Regions from separate parts of the Homo sapiens genome. Here region 1 is linked to region 2. Evidence: chromatin loops called from intact Hi-C (ENCODE). Cell type or tissue: chondrocyte. All regions are shown on one strand. Links, peaks and the distances in the headings refer to the core of each region. The heading gives the core; the rest is flanking DNA. Region 1 has its middle 420 kb from the start of CCSER2. Region 2 overlaps CCSER2 (coiled-coil serine rich protein 2).

Region 1 (11,080 bases), core at 2,009-10,008, 370 kb after region 2:
TCGACCAAAACAGCATTATGAGGCTCATGATTGTATTTCCTTACTGATTTTTCTAACTACTGATTTCTCAATTAATCATAGAGGTGTGTTGAAGCCAAAAAATATAGTAATATATTTCTCTCTTTTTGTGGTTCTAGCAATTGTTGCCTTATGTATTTTGACCTGAGTTTTATATCTGGACTCATTATTATGATTCATTGACATGCGTATCTGTTCTTTCACTAATAGAAGCTGTCTTGGTTACTGTAAGGTCATTGTAAGTCTTAATGTCAGATAGTGTAATTTCACCAACTTTGTTCTTTTTCATAATCAGCTTGACTATTATAGTGCCTTTGTTTTTCCATATAATAATTAGGTCACTGACTTCTGAAAAAAAATCCTGCTGGAATTTCTTGTGATTGCTTTCAAACCATAGATCAGTTTGAAGAGAAATAATATTTTAACAATAATGAGTCTTCCAATCCTGCACATAGTATATTCTTTTCTTTTTCTTTTTTTTTTCAGATGGAGTCTCGCTCTGTCACCCAGGCTGGAGTGCAGTGACATGATCTTGGCTCACTGCAACCTCTGCCTCCCCGGTTCAAGTGATTCTCCTGCTTCAGTCTCCCGAGTAGCTGGGATTACAGGAGCGTGCCACCATGCCGAGCTAATTTTTTGTATTTTTAGTAGAGATGGGGTTTCACTGTGTTAGCCAGGATGGGCTCGATCTGACCTTGTGATCCGCCCACCTCGGCCTCCCAGAGTGTTGGGATTACACGTGTGAGCCACCAGGCCCGGCCCATATATTCTCTTATTCACTCATTTACTTAGATCTTTTCAAATTTTCTCATTATTGTCTTACAGTGTTCAGCCTACATATTTTGTCCTTATTTAGATTTATACCTAATATTTCATATTTTTGTGTTATTTTCAATGTTATTTCAACTTCCATTTGTTCATTGCTAGTATATTGAAGTACAATTAATTTTTTTGCATTGTTCTTCTTCCCCATGATCTTGCTAAAGTCACTTTTTATTCCTAGTAGCTATGTTATAGATTCTTTTGGATTTTCTATGCAGACAATCATGTCTTCAGCAAATTGAGACTTTTTTTTCCCTTCAGTCTCTATTTTATTATTATTGTTTTTTGCTGTAATACACTAGACTTTGAAAATACTGTACACTTGGTCTACACTCTTGACCCACTCCCCTACTTTCTCCCATGCAGCAGCTGGAGAGTGTCTTCCTCCCAGGAGAGGGACTTCCTCCTGCAATGTCCTTCCAGTGCCCTCTACTGAGAAAGCACAACATTGTGCTGAATTTACAGGAAAGATGCTTAAATTAATTCTATTATCACAGAACATACATTGAAAATAAATATAGAAATGAGATGTAATAAATTAATAAATGGCACACCTCTTTTGCGATATTAGCATTTAATGCTAAAATTGTTGCCAAGTACTGCATCTCACAAATTAATGTATGCTGTGTTTTCATTTTCATTCAAGTTATAATATTTTCTAATTTCTCTTTTGACTTGGTCTTTGACCTACGGGTTATGCAAAAGTGTGTTTTGAAATTTCTCAATATTTGGATATCTCTAGCTATTCTTCTGTTATTGATTTCAAGTTTAATTTTGTTTTTATAAGAGAATATACTTTATATGACATTAATCATTTTAAATTTGTTGAAGTATGTTTTATGACCTGGAGTATGATTTATCATGGTGAATATTCCATGTGCACTTGAGAAAAACATGTATCCCGTAGTTGCTCATGAATGATTTCTCTAGATGTCAGTCAGGTCAAGTTAATTTGTAATGTTTTTAAGTCTAATGTATATTCTGATTTTGTTCTATTGATTACTAAGAGAAGATTTTGATGTCTGCCACTAAAATTGTGGATTTTAAAATTTAGCCTTTAGTCCCATCAATTCTTGCTTTCCTTATTTTGATACTCTGTTTTTAGTTGCATAGACATTTAAGATTGTTCTGTTCTCTTTGTGATTGATCCCTTTCTTATTATGAAATGCTCCTCTTTATTCCTGGTAATATTCCTTGTTCTTAAGTTTATGTTACCTGTTAGGAATATGGCTTATCCATCCTTCTTTTGATTAATATTTTGATGGAAGTGTAAACAGTTCAGTTATATTTAGGAATTGGGGTATGTTTGACTTGTTCTGTTTACCTTCAATGTACCACTGTCTTGAAGTTATTTTGATATTATTTTGTGCATAGAGTGGAAACTGGGGTACTAGAAAAATATTATCATTGTTCCAGCTTTGCCTTTAGTTTTAGACCTTTCCTATGCATCTGTGCACAGAGGGGATCTCTCTGTGCCCTCTACCATACCCCTCTAGTAAATTCTTACTGCTTTTTACTCTTTTGTTGCTTGACTGGTTTTACAAGTGTACTTTTTAATTTTCAAGTGTTTGGAGAATTTTCCCTGTTTTGACTTCTACTTTAATTACATTATAATAAGATAATATACTTTGTATGATTCTTTTTCTTTTAAATTCGTTAAGGTTTGGCCAGGTGTGGTGGCTTATTCCTGTAATCCCAGCAGTTTGGGAGGCTGAAGCGGGAGGATCGCTTGGGCCCTAGAGATCAAGACCAGCCTAGGCAACATAGCTAGACCACCATCTCTTAAAAAAATATATTGTTAAGATTTGTTTTACAATCTAGGATATGGTATATTTTAGTGAATCTTTCTTGTGAATTTGAAAAGGATGTGACTTCTGCTATTGTTGGATGAAGTGTTCAAAAAATGTTGGTTAGATCCTATTGATTTATGGTATTGTTGAGTTCTATATTTTTTTCTGATATTCAATCTATGAGCATTGTAATTTCTATCTGTAACAGAAAATTTGTCAATTTCTCCTTCAGTTTTCTCAGTTTTTATGCCCTGTATTTTGGAGCTCTGTTGTTAGGTGCATACACATTTAGGGTTGTTATATCTTCATGACAAATTGACTGTTGAATCATTATGTAAGGTTTCTCTTTATTTCTGGTAATTTTCTTTGTGCTGAAATCTACTTTGTCTGATATGAATATAGCAACTCCAACTTCTTTTGTAAGAGTTTGCATGGTATATCTTTTTCTATCCTTTTCCTTATAACCTATTTGAAGCATTAGATTTCACATGGACAACATATAGTTGTATTATGTTTTGCTACCCATTCTAATGATCTCTGTCTTTTAATTGGTGTGCTCAGACCATTTACATTTAATACAGTTATTGATATATTTGTATTCCACTTTACCATTTTATTATTTAGTTTTGTTTGTTCTCTTCATTTTTGTATCTCCATTCTCTATTTTCTGCATTCTTTTGCACTTTTTGAATATTTTTTGGTATTCTATTTTACTTGCCCATTGAGTCTTTGACTATATCTCCTTGAAATTTATTTTAGTAATTGCTCTAGAGAATTACTTAACTTTATATTTAGTCTAATTAGACTACATATTTTATCAACATCAAATGGATGTTGATATATCTTACCACCATATAGATCCCTTTTCTTACTAGGTGCATTGAAAACCCTGCAAGACAATGTTATAATTTTAACTTTCAACCATGAAACATATCTTAAGGATCTCAAGAGAAAGTAGTCTATATTTACCCAGATATTTACCATTTTGTTTTCTTCTTTCATTCCTTATGTTCCATTTTTCTTTCTGGTATTATTTTGCTTCTATCTGAAAAATTTGCATTAACAATATTTTTCTAAAGCAGGTCTGCTGGCAAATAATTCTCTTAGGTTTTCTTTATTTGAGAATATCTTATTTCTCTTTTATTTTTTGAAGAATATTTTCACTGAATAAAGAAATCTGGGCTGATGGTTCTTTCCTTTCAGTACCTAAAAATGTGTGCTACTTTATTCTGAACTCCATGATTTCTGATAAAAAATTCATTGTCATTTGAATTATTGTTTTCCTACAAATAATGCGTAGCTTGTCTCTGTTTAAAGGTTTTTAATTGCCTTCTATTCTTAGCAGGTTGCATATGTGTCACAGAGCATGGATTTCTTTGGGTTTGTCCTCTTAGGAATTTGTTGAACATTTTGAATCTTTAAGTTTATGTCTGTTGCTAAACAGGAAATTTCCAGCTATTAATTCTTCAAACATTTTTTTTCAGGTCTACATTCTTTTCTTATCTCCTTTTGGAACTCTAACGATACAATGTTAGACCTTTTTTATTATCGCACATGTTCCGAAGGCCCTGTTAATTTTTCTCAAATCTATTTTTTCTCTGTTACTCTGACTGGATAGTTTTTATTAAACTATCTTTGAGTTCACTGATCCCTTCCTCTGTCATATCCATTCCAATATTGAGACCTTTTAGTGAGGTTTTTTCCAATTGTAGTTATTGTATTGTTCAGTTGTACTATTTCTGTCCAATTCTGTTTCTTGCTGTAACTGTCTATTTTTTTATTTGTTTCACGAGTGTTAGAAATTACTTGGTGGAACATTTTTGTGATAGCTGCTTTAAGTTCTTTTTCATATTTTGAAACAGGGTCTCCCTCTGTCACTCGAACTAGAGTGCAGTGGTATGTTCATAGCTCACAGTAACCTCGAACTGGGATCCTCTTGCCCCAGCCTTCCTAGTAGCTAGGACTATAGGTATGCAACACCATATCCAGTTGATTTTTATTTTTTATTTTTTTATTGAGATGGGTTCTCTGTATGTTGTCCAGGCCGGTTACAAATTTTTGGCCTCAAGCAATCCTCACACCTTGGCCTCCCAAAGTGTTGGGATTACAGGTGTAAGCCACTATGCCTGGCCAATTGCTTTACGTTTTTTGTCAGATATTTTTAATATATTTTATTTTTACATTAGCATCTGTTGATTTTTTTTTGCCCTGTGTGAAGTGATATTTTTCTAATTCTTCATATATTGAGTACTTTTGGATTTGTTCCTGGGCATGAATATTATGTCATGAGGTACTGAGTCTTTAAAAATATTTATGTTAAATGTTATTTTTGTTTCAGCAAGCAATCAACCTGTTTAGGTTTAGGACACACAGTCCAGCCCACCTTCTGTGGACTGCAGTCCCAAAGTTAATTCAGTTTTCAGAGTCTTTGCAATGTTATTTTTAGTTGTCCTGTGTGTGTGCCACCCAGTGGCCACTCTGAGACCTGGGCAATAATCTGTGAGTTCCATCCTTAAATTCTTTGCTGTATTGATTAAATCAGATCTACCCATGGTCAACTTTGGGGTGAGAACAGAAATTCATTAACAAATCTTTATGGTGCCTCTTTCCCAAGCTATTCCCTCTCTCTGATTTCCTGCCTATTATTTTCTATATAGTTTCCTGGGCCTCTGATTTTTAATTATTATGTCAGAAAACTGGGGATTTAGTTGCTTCTCCATATATGCTTCTGCATCTAGAGAGAAACAGCAAGAAGACACAAGGAGAAATAAAATTAATAGAGGATTGACCCACCTTCTTGGGATTGGGGCTCCATGGACTGCAAAAAGCAGTTTTCCTCACTCAAAACTTGGATTCCTGTGGGCTCTCATTCCATCTCTGCTGCCATCACAAAGAGATTGTATGGGGCCTGGGACCCAAGAATGTGGAAGAAAAAAAATTAACGCAAGAAGATTTCCATACTTTCTCTAGGTACTAAGAAATCCCCTTTCTGTTTATTGAACCAGAACTAGAGGGCTTTTCCTGGAGTTACTTTTACACGCTGGTGCCCAATTCTAGATTTCAGTTTTTTGTTTTTTTTCTTTCAGTCTTTGTTCAGGTTTTATAGTTGCATTCAGTGGGAGAGACACGGGGACTACACTTAGTCCATTGTACCCCAAACTGTAATTCCTCTATTAAATTTTTAGTACAACAATTCAACATTTTGTTTATTTTTAAGATGTTCATTTGTTCTAAGACCTTTATATTTTCTTTGTTTTTTTCTTTAATAGTTTATAATATTAATATAAACTATATTAACTTTCAACCAGGTAAAGATATGAAGGAAGTCTTTTATAATTTTGAAAATAATTTTACTTTTTCTCCCAACTATATTTGCTATTGTCTTGTTTATTTACATTGTGGTATTTCCTGTGTTTTTGGTTTTCCAATACTTTATTTACTACCCCATATCCTAATGGGACCATAGTATTTGAAATGGCAAAAACATTGAAGGCATCTATGTTTCTCTCTGTGTATGGCTGTGCTTTATCTCACATATAGTGATATGTAGTTTTATACATTTCATCTTTTCTGTCAAAATAGATTGTTAACAATTTGAATTTTTATCCTTTTATTTAGGAGACTAATGCTAATATTTCCTGATTTTTGGATGTGCTAGTGAGTATCCTGAGAATAAAGCCTATACATAGTTTCTTTTAAGAGCAATAGGATATTCTTAATGTGTCTTGTTTTTTATCTTTCTTTTTGTATACCATCTGTGGCTACTATAATAAAAATTATATTTTTGTGATTCTGGGATAGTGAGTTGGTATCAATTAATGACATCTAGATTGCTATCTATTTATTTCTCTATCTTCCTTACTGAGCTGTGACCACCTTAAGGGCAGGTGGAAACGGTTTCTTCATGTTTATGTTGTCAGCAGCCAGAACAGCCAGGCAACATGTGGATACAAAAATACTTATTCATATTATTTTCCGCTGTGTTAATTTCTTTGACATTCTATATGTTTCTCAACTCTATTTTCTATGTTACTAATTGATTTTTCTGCAACATCAGTTCTATTTTTAACTACTTCCCATACTAATTTAAATGGTTCCATAGTGACATTCAAGTTTATTCTGTTCCTTTTTCAAAGGTGCCAAATAAATAATTCCTCATCGTTTTAAGATGTTTCAATTTTGTTCAAATTTTCTGAGAGATCAGGTTTCCTGACAGGCTGTTTTGCAGTTCTATTTTCATTGTTTGTCTATGGTAAGAGCTTAAATTGTCCAAGTCCAGGATTTGTGATTGGGTCATTCTTGAAGGAACATTCTTTTTTTTTTTTTTTTTTTTTTTTTTTGGTTTAAAATAACAGAAATTCATTCTCACAGTTCCGTGGAGGCCAGAGGTCCAAAATGAATATAACTACACCAAAATCAAATTGCTGGTGGATGCTTCATCCTCCAGAATTTCTAGGAGAGAATCTGTTACTTGATGCTTCCCATTTTTTTGTGGCTACTGGTATTCCTTTGTTTGTGGCTGCATCACTCCAATCTCTGGCTTCATGGTCACATTGTCTTCTCTTCTTCTGTCTGCAATCTCCCTGCCTCTGATTAAACACACTTGTGATTGCACTTAGGACCTATCTAGATCATCCAAGAAAATCTCCCTATCTCAAGATCCCCAACTTAATCACATCAGCAAAGACCTCATTTCCATGTAAGGTAATATAGGGTTCATGGATTAGGACCGGATGTCTTGGGGGCCATTATTCAGCTTACTACAACATATATTTATACACTTTGTGCCTGGATGAGTTCTCAGTATTTTAAATGTCTTAAGTTACTCTCACAACAATCTATGATATAGGTACTATTATTTTCATTTTTCAGATGGCAAGGCTGATGCAGAGAAAGGTCATAATAATTTGCCCAAGCTCGATCATACTCACATGTTCTTTGACCACATGCAATTACTTAGAACCAACAACAAAAGCTATTTTTTAAATTTTCTATTCTGAAATAATTCCAGATTTACAATAAATCTGCAAAACAGTACAAAGCATTCCTATAACTTCACTTAGATTTTCCAAAGGTTAACATCTTACCACATTTACTGTACCATTTTCTCTCTGTATAATTTGTCCAGAACCAGTTGCATATACAATACTCTGTTAACCCTAAACGTTCAGTATGCATTTCCTAAAAAACAAGGACTTTTTCCTCAAGAAACCATGACATTATTAGCAAAATCAGAAAGTCACACTGTTATAAGCTATTAATAATTTAAAGACCTTACTCAAATTTTACCGATAGTCTCAAAAATGTCTGATAGAGCAAAAGTTTAAATTGATCAGGATCCAATCAAGAAACATGTGCTGCATATACTTGTCACATCTCTTTAGTCTCCCTTAACCTGAAATTTTTGACAGGCATAGGCTGGTAATTTTGTAGGATATTCCTCAGTTTAGCTTTTTCTGATATTTCTCTCCACTATGATCATGTTATATATTTTTGGCAGGAATATCACATAATTAATGTGTCTTTGGCACATTTTGTCAGGATTCACAAAATATAGAATTGTCTTATTAACAGTGATATTAACAATACAAATTTTTTTTGAAAAAGAAATACATTTCTAAAACTCTTAAGTCTGTGCATATAAAAACACTTTAAAATACCAATAACAGGATCTGAAATTGTGGCAATAATCAATAGCTTACCAACCAAAAAGAGTCCAGGACCAGATGGATTCACAGCTGAATTCTACTAGAGGTACAAGGAGGAACTGGTACCATTCCTTCTGAAACTATTCCAATCAATAGAAAAAGAGGGAATCCTCCCTAACTCATTTTATGAGGCCAGCATCATCCTGATACCAAAGCCAGTCAGAGACACATCCAAAAAAGAGAATTTTAGACCAATATCCTTGATGAACATCGATGCAAAAATCCTCAATAAAATACTGGCAAAACGAATCCAGCAGCACATCAAAAAGCTTATCCACCATGATCAAGCAGGCTTCATCCCTGGGATGCAAGGCTGGTTCAATATACGCAAATCAATAAATGTCATCCAGCATATAAACAGAACCAAAGACAAAAACCACATGATTATCTCAATAGATGCAGAAAAGGCCCTTGACAAAATTCAACAACACTTCATGCTAAAAACTCTCAATAAATTAGGTATTGATGGGACGTATCTCAAAATAATAAGAGCTATCTATGACAAACCCACAGCCAATATCATACTGAATGGGCAAAAACTGGAAGCATTCCCTTTGAAAACTGGCACGAGACAGGGATGCCCTCTCTCACTACTTCTATTAGACATAGTGTTGGAAATTCTGGCCAGGGCAATTAGGCAGGAGAAGGAAATAAAGAGTATTCAATTAGGAAAAGAGGAAGTCAAATTGTCCCTGTTTGCAGATGACATGATTGTATATCTAGAAAACCCCATTGTCTCAGCCCAAAATCTCCTTAAGCTGATAAGCAACTTCAGCAAAGTCTCAGGATACAAAATCAATGTACAAAAATCACAAGCATTCTTATACACCAACAACAGACAAACAGAGAGCCAAATCATGAGTGAACTCCCATTCACAATTGCTTCAAAGAGAATAAAATACCTAGGAATCCAACTTACAAGGGATGTGAAGGACCTCTTCAAGAACTACAAACCACTGCTCAATGAAATAAAAGAGGATACAAACAAATGGAAGAACATTCCATGCTCATGTGCAGGAAGAATCAATATCATGAAAATGGCCATACTGCCCAAGGTAATTTATAGATTCAATGCCATCCCCATCAAGCTACCAATGACTTTCTTCACAGAATTGGAAAAAACTACTTTAAAGTTCATATGGAACCAAAAAAGAGCCCGCATCGCCAAGTCAATCCTAAGCCAAAAGAACAAAGCTGGAGGCATCACGCTACCTGACTTCAAACTATAATACAAGGCTACAGTAACCAAAACAGCATGGTACTGGTACCAAAACAGAGATATAGATCAATGGAACAGAACAGAGCCCTCAGAAATAACGCTGCATATCTACAACTATCTGATATTTGACAAACCTGAGAAAAACAAGCAATGGGGAAAGGATTCCCTATTTAATAAATGGTGCTGGGAAAACTGGCTAGCCATATGTAGAAAGCTGAAACTGGATCCCTTCCTTACACCTTATACAAAAATTAATTCAAGATGGATTAAAGACTTAAATGTTAGACCTAAAACCATAAAAACCCTAGAAGAAAACCTAGGCAATACCATTCAGGACATAGGCATGGGCAAGGACTTCATGTCTAAAACACCAAAAACAATGGCAACAAAAAACAAAATTGACAAATGGGATCTAATTAAACTAAAGAGCTTCTGCACAGCAAAAGAAACTACCATCAGAGTGAACGGGCAACCTACAGAATGGGAGAAAATTTTCGCAACCTACTCATCTGACAAAGGGCTAATATCCAGAATCTACAATGAACTCAAACAAATTTACAAGAAAAAAACAAACAACCCCATCAAAAAGTGGGCAAAGGATATGAACAGACACTTCTCAAAAGAAGACATTTATGCAGCCAAAACACACATGAAAACATGCTCATCATCACTGGCCATCAGAGAAATGCAAATCAAAACCACAATGAGATACCATCTCACATCAGTTAGAATGGCAATCATTAAAAAGTCAGGAAACAACAGGTGCTGGAGAGGATGTGGAGAAATAGGAACACTTTTACACTGTTGGTGGGACTGTAAAGTAGTTCAACCATTGTGGAAGTCAGTGTGGTGATTCCTCAGGGATCTAGAGCTAGAAATACCATTTGACCCAGACATCCCATTACTGGGTATATACCCAAAGGACTATATATCATGCTGCTATAAAGACACATGCACATGTATGTTTATTGTGGCATTATTCACAATAGCAAAGACTTGGAACCAACCCAAATGTCCAACAATGATAGACTGGATTAAGAAAATGTGGCACATATACACCATGGAATACTATGCAGCCATAAAAAATGATGAGTTCATGTCCTTTGTAGGGACATGGATGAAATTGGAAATCATCATTCTCAGTAAACTATTGCAAGGACAAAGAACCAAACACCACATGTTCTCACTCATAGATGGGAATTGAACAATGAGAACACATGAACACAGGAAGGGGAACATCACACTCTGGGGACTGTTGTGGGGTGGGGGGAGGGGGGAGGGATAGCATTAGGAGATATACCTAATGCTAAATGATGAGTTAATGGGTGAAGCACACCAGCATGGCACAGGTATACATATGTAACTAACCTGCACATTGTGCACATGTACACTAAAACTTAAAGTATAATAATAATAAAACAAAACAAAAAAGAAACAAAAAACACTTTAACGAACAGGTCAAATAAATCATAATGTAAAGATATAAGTGGAAAAGCAATAAAAATATGTATAGATACATGTTT
Region 2 (11,080 bases), core at 1,227-9,226:
ATCAAATGGTAGATTTAGTTCTTTGAGAAATCTACATACTGTTTCCCATAGAGGTAGTACTAATTTACATTACCACCAGCAGTACCTAAATGTTCCCTTTTCATCACATCTATGCCAATATCTATTGTTTTTTGACTTTTTAATAATAGCCATTCTGGCTGGGATAAGGTGATATCTCATTGTGGTTTTAATTTGCACGTCCCTGATGATTAGTGATGTTGAGCATTTTTTTTTCATGTTTCTTGGTCATTGTATACCTTCTTTTGAAAAATGTTTGTTGATGTTATTTGCCCACTTTTTGATGGGATTATTTTTTTCCTTGCAGATTAGTTGGAGTTCCTTATAGATTCTGGATACTAATCTTTTGTTAGATGCATAGTTTGCAAGTATTTTCTCCCATTCTGTGGGTTGTCTGTTTACTCTGATTATTTTTTGCTGAGCAGAAGCTTTTTAGTTTAATTAGGTCTCATTTATTTTTTTGTTGCATTTGCTTTTTGTGTCTTAGTCGTAAATTCTTTGCCTAGACCAATATCCAGAAGAGTTTTTCCTAGGTTTTCTTCTAGCATTTTTATGGTTTCATGCCTTGGATTTAAGTCTTAAATCCATCTTGGTTGATTTTTGTATATGGTAAGAGATAGGGATCCAATTTCATTCTTCTACATGTGGCTATCCAGTTTTCCTGGCAACATTTATTGAATAAGGCGTTCTTTTCCCAATTTTCATTTATGTATGCTTTGTCAAAGGTCAGTTGATTGTATTTGGCTTTATTTCTGGGTTCTCTACTCTGTTCCTTTGCTCTATGTATGTACTTTTATACCAGTACCATGCTGTTTTTGTTACTATAGTAGCCTTGTAGTATAATTTGAAGTTGAGTAATGTGATGCCTCCAGATTTGGTTTTTTGTTTAAGATTGTTTTTTGGTTCCATATGAATTTTAGGATTGTTTTGTCTAATTCTGGGAAAAATGATGTTGGTATTTCGATACAAATTGCATTGAATCTGTAGACTGCTTTGGGCAGCATGGTCATTTTCATGATATGGATTCCTCTAATGCATGAGTGTGGGATGTATTTCCATTCGTTTGCATTGTCTGTGATTTCTTTCAGAAGTGTTTTGCACTTCTCCTTGTAGAGATCTTTTACTTCCTTGGTTAAGTATACCTAGGTATTTTATTTTATTTTTTTGCAGCTATGGTCAAAGGGATTGAGTTCTTGATTCTCAGCTTAGTCATTGTTGGTATGCTACTGATTTGTGTACTTTGATTTTGCAACCTGTGACTTTACTGGATTTATCAAATCTTGGAATCTTTTGGAGGAGTCCGTAGGATTTTCTAGATATATAATCATATCATTGGCAAACAGAGATAGTTTGACTTCTTCTTTTCCAATCTGAATGCCTTTTATTTCATTCTCTTGCCTGAGTGCACTGGCTGTGGCTTTCCATATGTTCTTATTTTTAAAGGAGAGACTTTTACCCAAAATGAAAAAATTATTTGGATTGGAAATTGGAAGAAGTACTCTGTAAGTATTATTTTTTACATAGTCAAATTTGGTGGTTTAATTTTATTTCTAGATTTTGCTGTCATTCATAGCATACATTTATAAAAGTTTATAAAAATGTTCTTTATTTTCTTCCAACATAAAGTTATTAATTTAATTAGTGCATTCGGTATTTGCCAGGAGTTCTGTAGGAATCATGAGTAGCTTTTGGGTTTTTCTGCGTATAAAAGTGTAAGTATCATATTATGTAATAATTCATGTAATTATCCTTATTTAGGAATGTTTAATGTACTTCTTTTTTCTCTTCACAGATTCTTTCAACTTTTAAGAACAAATGCACCTTATAGCTCATGGAAGAAAAAACACAAATCAAGACATTTTTGGGTTCCAAGTTGCCAAAGTATGGAACAAAATCTGTAAGAAGTACATTGCAGCCAATGCCAAATGGGACACCTGTTAATTTATTAGGAACTTCCAAGAATAGTAATGTCAAAAGTTACATCAAAAATAATGGCTCTGATTGTCCATCATCTCATTCATTTAATTGGAGGAAAGCAAATAAATATCAGCTTTGTGCACAAGGTGTCGAAGAGCCTAACAATACTCAAAATTCACATGATAAAATAATTGATCCTGAAAAACGTGTTCCTACTCAAGGAATGTTTGATAAAAATGGGATAAAGGGAGGTTTGAAAAGTGTTTCTTTATTCACATCAAAGTTAGCAAAGCCATCCACTATGTTTGTGTCATCTACAGAGGAGTTAAACCAAAAGTCTTTTTCTGGACCATCTAATTTGGGTAAATTCACCAAAGGCACATTATTAGGAAGGACTTCATATTCTTCGATCAATACTCCAAAATCACAGTTGAATGGATTTTATGGAAACCGATCAGCTGGTAGCATGCAAAGGCCTAGAGCGAACTCCTGTGCCACCAGAAGCAGTTCTGGAGAAAGCTTAGCTCAATCCCCAGACAGTAGTAAATCTATTAATTGTGAAAAAATGGTAAGGTCACAAAGTTTTTCACATTCCATTCAGAATTCATTCCTTCCACCTTCATCTATAACCAGATCACATTCCTTTAATAGAGCTGTGGATCTTACAAAGCCTTATCAGAACCAACAGCTATCCATTAGAGTGCCTCTACGGTCAAGTATGCTAACAAGAAATTCCCGGCAGCCAGAAGTACTCAATGGGAATGAACATTTGGGGTATGGATTTAATAGGCCTTATGCTGCTGGTGGAAAGAAGTTGGCTTTACCAAATGGCCCAGGTGTAACTTCTACTTTAGGTTATAGAATGGTTCATCCCTCTCTACTGAAATCTAGCCGATCTCCATTTTCTGGGACTATGACAGTTGATGGAAATAAAAATTCACCTGCTGACACATGTGTAGAGGAAGATGCTACAGTTTTGGCTAAGGACAGAGCTGCTAATAAGGACCAAGAACTGATTGAAAATGAAAGTTATAGAACAAAAAACAACCAGACCATGAAACATGATGCTAAAATGAGATACCTGAGTGATGATGTGGATGACATTTCCTTGTCGTCTTTGTCATCTTCTGATAAGAATGATTTAAGTGAAGACTTTAGTGATGATTTTATAGATATAGAAGACTCCAACAGAACTAGAATAACTCCAGAGGAAATGTCTCTCAAAGAAGAGAAACATGAAAATGGGCCACCACAGGATATGTTTGATTCCCCCAAGGAAAATGAAAAAGCCTTCAGTAAAACTGATGAATGGATAGATATAAGTGTCTCTGGTAAATATTACTTACCTTAAGTTTTTTTGCTTTCTTTTAAATAATATAACTGAACTTACATTTAGGATTATCTTCAGATAGATTTCAAGATATTATCAGTTTCACGGAGGGATAGATCTAGACAAAATTGAGGTGGGTTAACGTTTATTTTCCTGTGACTTTTGCTCCATACCCCATTTTTCACCCTATCCAAGACAATATTAATAAAACCACTCTTAACCTTTGTTGTTCTTTGGCTGTTATACACAGCCTATTCCTGCTTAGTATATGCAGTGCTTCTAAATGACTTCCCCTGCTTACCTCAACCAGTGTGGTATGCCATTAAACAAACCATCTCTTCTCTTAGGATAGCATTTCATTGCTATTTGTTAAGAGTAAAGCTGTACCAAAGGGTACAATGAGATAATATAGGTTATGTCTAATCTCACGGATTTTTTTATCCTAGAAAATTCTTCTTGTTTAGCAATTTTTTAGATACACTTCCTGAGAGAGCTTTATTTATTTATTAAACTGAAGAAAGTGAAATAATACCTGTTAAACATTTCCTCTTATGTTTGGTTATCCTGTTACTAAATGCTGGATAAAATGTATTTGGTATTTGTATGCCCATATACCTGAATAAAGAACAACTAAAGGGATTAGATATAGACATGTGGTATAATCAGGGGACTAGATCGTGCATAGAAATGCATGTACAAACCCTTGATTGTCTATAGGTCTTCTAAAAGAGACTGCCGGAACAAGTTTATTTCCTTATAGGGAGGCAATTATGAGTACCCTACATTATTTAATCTATGAAGTTAAATAGTGTACACAGAGGAAAAGGAGTTTCCTGGCCAGTGTTTAAAAATAAATATCTTGGGAAATATAGGAATATGAGGGTTTATTTACATTTTTGGAAATATTACAGAAGTGAAAGATGACTAAATGAATTTTCTTTTCCTCTATTAGAAAATATTTCAGTAGGTTATTTTAAAGATTTTGGCTCTTGATGTTTTTATTGCTTAGGATATAGAAAATGCTACAGTTATGAGTGCTTTTTTTGAGCCAGCTTTTTTGCTATGATATATCAAATTATTAGCACTTATATTTTTAGGACACGAGAAACAATTATATTTTTGTGAATCAGTAACCTTTTTTCTCTTGAAGACAGGAGTGAATGTACAAAACATACTTCTGGGAATAATTTGGTTTCACCAGATACAGACTACAGAGCTGGTTCTTCGTTTGAACTCTCTCCATCTGATAGCTCTGATGGAACATACATGTGGGATGAAGAAGGCTTGGAACCCATTGGAAATGTCCATCCAGTTGGGAGCTATGAGTCCTCTGAAATGAACAGCATAGTATGTATGGATTTATATACTCTTGGAATATTTTGTTTACCCTACTATAGAGAGACTTGTGATATGATTGATTTTGTAAAAAATTTATGAATTAACTTTACTACTTTGAGAAATGGAAATTCATATTTGTTAAGAGCCTATAAAATATCTGACTCTAATATGAAATAAAGCATGGAGAATATATGACATTTGACTTAAATATACTCAACATGTTTACATATATATTCCTCATACATATGTGCATACTATATTAGTAGTTTAATCTATGCCAGTGGTTCTCAAAGACTGGGGGAGGAGGTCAATGACTGGAGGTGGTTTTGGTTGTCATATTGATGAGTGCTTCTTGGCATCTAGTGGGTAGATGCCAAGGATGTTGTTTAACATCCCACAGTCCACAAGACAGAGACCACAATGAATTATCTAGCCTAAGATGGCAGTACTGCTGCTGTTGAGAAACCTTGGCCTGTGCTATACTGAGGTAACATTGAAGTGCCAACTCTCAGTGGGATAATACAATACAAGTGTATTATTTTACTCTTAGAAAGTTTGTTGTGGGTCTGGACAGCTCTCTAGGGCAGCTGTCTTTAGTGATCTAAACTACTTTGATTTTGGGGCTTGACCATCTTTTGAGGTCCCTTCTTTTCACTATGGCAGAGGAAGAGAGTGCCAGAGGGTCTCACACATATAATTACTTGCATTGGCCTGCAGGCAACACTTGGCACTTCCGTTCATGATCTGTTGACCAGAACTAATCATGTGGTCCCATCTGAGTACTAAAGGGACAGGAAGTGTAATCTTTGTGTGTGCCTGGAAGGCAAGGGAATCAGCTATGGGCAAGTGTTAGAAGACCTGCCATGAATTTATATGTGCATATTTTAAGAAACATGGCAAGTAATGTGGATAATATGCCATATGGGTAAAGTGTAATTGGTATGTTTAAAGTGACTCATTGCAGTTATTCAGTATATAAAATACGATTTTCCAGTAGTTGTATGGGAAAATTGGTAGTCTGTGGATATATTAAATTCCAAGTGGATTTCAGGCAATGTAATTTTCTATACTCCTATAAACCTTTTACTTAAGCCATTGTTAACGGAGGCTTAAATTGCACAAACATTTTTTTTAACCGTTGTCAACACCTTGCATACAAACATTTAATTTAGAGACAGTGTCTTCATCTCATTAGATAAAGGAGGCTCAGAAAAGATAACAGTTTAAGACCTTATATGCTGTCTTACTAGGAGTTTTAAGGCAAATATGATTGAAGTGCAAATGAAAAAGGTGTCCAGCAGATGGCAGCAATAAACCACTTAGTACCTGACAGTTTTTGGAGGCTAACCACCTTGATTCAGTTCATTGTTCCTGTAACTAATCACAAAATAGCTTTCTGTCAAAGATTTCAGAATGCATCTGGATTAACTGTTAGTCCTTAAGATCCATGAGTTTCCTCCTTGTTCAGTAGGTTTATGTCTATTGGTATGGGAAGAAAAAAACATCCATTCTGTGCTTTGGAACAAGATGGTGTTTCTGTCTTTCTCTTCTGATCTAAGGAGAAGATGACAAAGTCTGAGAAAGAATAGAGAGTTGATGGCAAAAGTTGAGAACCATGTGTTGAGTTCTCGTACAGTGATGTAGGATTTACCATTTTTGCTCTGAAGTTACGTGAATTTTTTGTTTTGTATAAATTTTAGGCGTGTACCTGTTCAGAATTGTTGGTTTGTTTTTTTTTTTTTTTTGGTGAATTGGACTTTCCATCATTACTTAGTGATCTTCTCTATCTCTAACTATGCTTTTTGTTTTCACACTCCTTTTTTTCCAAATATTAATATACCTTACCAGTTTTATTTATATATTTTCTCTTCTTTTACTATCAGCCTTTTTTATGTATAGCAAATAGTTTATTATTTTAAAATTTTCAGTTTGTCTTTTTCTTTTGACTAGTGAGTTTAATCCTTTTATGTTTGTATTGTTATACTTGGACTGTATTTACTCTGCCATCTTATTATTTTTATTTAAATTGTCTTGCTTTTTTTTTCTGTTTCTTTTTCTTTTTTTTTTTTCCTACAGTGGTTCAAAGTAGTATCTCTTACTTAACCCCTCAAGACCTTTAGCATATTCTCACTTTTCTTGTCTCTGCAACACTGCTTCTACCAGTCCAGGTAAAGATAAGGAGCTTTCACTAGAATGTACATCAACTGTGTCACTTCTAACACAGTTTAGTTCCACCCACTGTTCATTTCTGCTGACATTGTTTTTGTAGTAAGTCTTCCTTTTTGAAAGAAACAATGTGTTGATATACATTCTGATGCAATCTCCTAATCATGTCAAGGATCCCAACAAATAGTTTGTAGACTGATTACTTTTCATAACACCAGTCTAGAATCCTGGCTATTTATTTGTTTACATGCTACCAGTATTATGCAGAGGTCTGATTTACGTACAGTAAAATGCACAAATCTTCTGCAGACAGACCAGAGAATTTTGATAAATTTGTATGCTTGTTTGACAATCATCCATATTAAGATATAGAATACTCCCATCGCTCCAGAGTGTTCCCTTTCTGTTCCTTTCAGTCAGTCATTCTCTTACTCTGCAATCACTGTTGGTTTCGGTCACTATAAATTAGCTTTGACTGTTCTTGAACTTTATATAAATGAAATCATAAAGGTGCTGGTTTATATCTAGCTTCTTTTCATTAATATTATGTATTTGTCAGTTGTAGTTTCTTTACTCTTGTATCATATTCCTTTGTGTGAATATACTACAACTTATCTTATTGTTCATGGGCATTTAGGTTGGTTCCAGTTTCTGGCTATTAGAGTATTGCATGATTGTGAAGATTTTGATATATGTTTTTTTGGTGAACACTTATTCATTTTTGTTGGGAAAATGTGTAGGAGAGAGATTCCTGGGTTATAGGCTATGCTGATGGATAAAGATGCTGTCAGTGTTTCAAAGTGATTGTGCCTGTTTACACTCCCCACTGGCAGTAAATGAACATTCCGGAAAATTCACCTTCTTGTCTATTCTTGGTGCTTTCTGCCTTTTTGCATTTTTGCTATTTTGTGGGTATAGTAGTATTGCATTGAGATTTTGTCTTGTATTTTTTGATAACTACTCACAGAGCACCTTCACATATGTTTATTGGGCCATTAGGATATATCCTCTTCTGTGAAGTGTCTTGTGTTGGGTTTGTTTTCTTAATGATTTGTAAAAATTCTTCATATTTTTTGACATAAATATTTATTTTATATCAATATGTAGATGTTTGTATTCATGTGTATATTTACATTTTATATATGTAGAGTGTATTCTTTACTGTGAGTTGCTTTTGAAATCTCTTAGTGTCTGTTGATATAGAACTTACCAATTTTGATATTGTCCAGTTTTACAAGTTTTCCCTTTACCGTTACCACTTTTTAAAAAACTGTTTGTGAAGTCTTTTCCCACCTTAATATCATGAATATATGTTTCAATGTTTTGCTCTAAAAGCATTATTTATTTTTAACCTTTTACCTGTAGGTCTCTAGTCCCCATCTGGAAATTATTTTTCTGTATGGTGTGAGATAGATGTCACGATTAATTTATTTTAGTCATCTTTCCCCCACTGTACTTCAGGGTCATCTTTGTCATAAATCAGTGACTGCATATATAAATATTTCATTGCATAGACAAATATTTCTGTTTATTTTGTCAGTTATATGTTATTTTCATTATCGTAGCTTTAAAATAAATTTTGCTGCCTGGTAGGGTAAGTCTTCCAGCTTTGTTCTTTTCCAAGATTTCTGTAGCACTTCTTAACCTTTTGTATTTCCAATTAAATATTAGAATGAGCTTGTCCGTTTCCAGGAAGGACCTGCAGGGATTTTGAATGGGATTGCATTGAATTTATAGATGATTTTGGAGAGAATTGACATATTTATGATGGAGATATAGTCCTCCATTAATTTCAGACTTTAGAAATACTTCTTGCTAATGTTTTGTACTTTTCTATAAAATGTTATGCATGTTTGATTTTGACACTGTAAGTGGTACCATTTTTATAATTTTATGAGTTTTTGTTGTATATACAAATATACCTGATTTTTATCATGTATATTGGACTTTTCTAATAACCTTGTAAATTCATCTACTAGTTATAATAATTTGCCTTTGGATGATTTTGGAACTTGTATATACATTCTATAATCATACCATTTGCAAAAAAGTTGCCTCACCACCCCAGCGCTTGCCCTATTACACAAGTTAGGACCACCAACGTGATGTTGAATTGAAATGGTGATAGAATTTCAGAGAGAAAGCCTTAATAGTTCACCATTAAAGTTTTTGGGAGTTGAGAGGGAGTTTAATCAGAGTATGGAAATTCTCTTTTATTTTGTTTGCTGAATTTTTGTTGTGAATGAATATTAAGTTTTACCAAATGCTTTCTCTACGTCTGTTGAGATAATGAAGTTTTTTTTGTGTTAGTGTGGTAGATTGCATGGCTTGATTTTCAAATAGTAAACTACCTTTCCATTCTTAGAATACATTCACTTGGTCGTGATGTATTATCTTTTCAAATGTTGTTAAACTAGATTTTCTAATTTTTATATTTTAAAATTATTTTTTAAAATTAAATTTTTTTTTTTTTTTTTTTGAGACGAAGTCTCGCTCTTCTCACCCAGGCTGGAGTGCGATGGCGCAATCTTGGCTCACTGCAACCTCTGCCTCCCAGGTTCAAGCGTTTCTTCTGCCTCAGCCTCCCGAGTAGCTGGGATTACAGGCGCCTGCCATCACGCCTGGCTAAATTTTGTATTTTTAGTAGAGACAGGGTTTCACCATGTTGGCCAGGCTGGTCTCGAACTCCTGACCTCAGGTGATCCACCCGCCTTGGCCTCCCAAAATAGTGGGATTACAGGCATGTGCCACCGCGCCCGGCCTAAAAATTAATTTTTAGAAAAGAGATAGGGTCTGTCTCTTTTTGTCCAGTCTGGCCTTGAACTCCTGGGCTGAAGTAATCCTCCTCCCACAGTCTCCCAAGTAGCTGGGACTACAGGTGCATGCCACTATACCCAGCTCTGCTAATAGTCTATGTTTTTGCATGTATGTTCATGAGTAAGATTGTTCTACTCTGTAATTTTCTTGTTTTTCTACTTGTTCTTGCCATGTTTTGGTATCAAGATCATGCTGGCTTTATAATGAGTTGAGAAGTGTTTCTTATTTTTCTGTCCTTTGAAAGAATTTGTGTACAACTAATGTGCTTATTCCTTAGGTATGTAAAAGAATTTGCCAGAATTCAGCCTTCTGGACCTGGAGTTTTCTTTATGAGAAGGTTTTTAATAACAGTTTTAATTTTTAGATATTGGCATATTAAAATTTGTATGTATATTCGTGTTGGTTTTTGAAAATTTGTCCATTTCATCTAAACTTGTCATTTGTTGGTGAAAGTTGTTTAGGATTATCCTCTTTTTAACATCTTATAGGGACGTCTGCTTTTCATTCCTAATACTGGTTATTGGTGTTTCCTCTCTTTTTCTTCATTTCCAAGAACCAAATTTGGGCTTTGCTGATTTTTCTATATTGTGCTTATTTTCTGTTTTTATTGATTTTGGTTTATATCTTTATTTCCTTTCTTCTACTTTTCTTTAGTTTAATTTGTTTTTTCTTTTCCAAAGTTTTTGACATGGAAACTAGATAATTGATTTTTAGCCTTTCTCCCTTCTCTGGCATATGAATGAATTCTCATAAAGAGAAGCCTTTATTATTTGGGAAAGAATGCATTCAGTAAACACCCTAGTAGTAAATATAGCAGTTAGTTCTTTTTATGTGCGTTGTTTTAAAATTGTGAATTCTAAGGCATGTTGTATAGGCCATTATCCTTAATGCATTTATATATCCATGAACAATATACAGTATGATTTTGTACGTATTTTACAACTTAGGTAAGTGATATGTAATATTCTACAGGTTTCTTTTTTAACTCAATTTTATGTTTTTTGTGTATATGTGTATTTGTATTGTAGTTCTAATTCATATTTATTACTTTATAATATTCTGTCATTTGAATATACCTGTATTTTTCTCTGTTCCCCTGCTAATCTACATTTCAGTTATTCTTTATTGCTAATAATAATGTCTACATGGTGTAGCAGTGAACATTCGGATTCAATTCTCTTTGATCATATAAGTCAGTTTCTTTAGGATATAAACCTAGCTATAGCGTTCCTAGGATATAAAACTAGGAATAGTGTATTTTCAACTTTAATGATATTATCAAACTTCTCCCTAAAATGGTCCTACCAGTGTATACCTTCCAGTAGAGGATGAGAATTTCTGTCACTTATCATCTGAACCCCATATGTCGTCATCTGACTTCAACATTTTAATCAGTCTGGTGAGTGTGAGATGATACATAATTTTAATTTACATTTATACTATTATTGATTTTGTCATTTTTTTCACACATTTTACTGGCAGTTTTGTTTCCTT

The links. A loop is a pair of places that touch in the nucleus more often than their neighbours do. Peaks named below come from ENCODE experiments on the same cell type or tissue, not always from the same donor. Only the 100,000 strongest peaks of a DNase experiment are listed, where the experiment ranks them.
Region 1: a loop joins it to region 2, with 6 times the contacts of the local background. A loop is called at or near these places in 4 of 110 quality-filtered maps.

The regions. Positions count from the first base shown.
Region 1 is chr10:84,738,588-84,749,667 of GRCh38, forward strand. No RefSeq gene overlaps it. Among named protein-coding and RNA genes, the nearest start is that of CCSER2, 420 kb to the left of the region's middle. In chondrocyte, for the core only: CTCF peaks have their summits at 5,100 (motif pointing left) and 5,307; no DNase peak of the experiment used is centred there.
Region 2 is chr10:84,369,204-84,380,283 of GRCh38, forward strand. It overlaps CCSER2 (coiled-coil serine rich protein 2), which reads left to right. Exons shown (of 10, transcript NM_001284240.2): 2 at 1,811-3,266; 3 at 4,416-4,612. The coding sequence starts at 1,850. Among named protein-coding and RNA genes, the nearest start is that of CCSER2, 46 kb to the left of the region's middle. In chondrocyte, for the core only: a CTCF peak has its summit at 5,911 (motif pointing right); no DNase peak of the experiment used is centred there.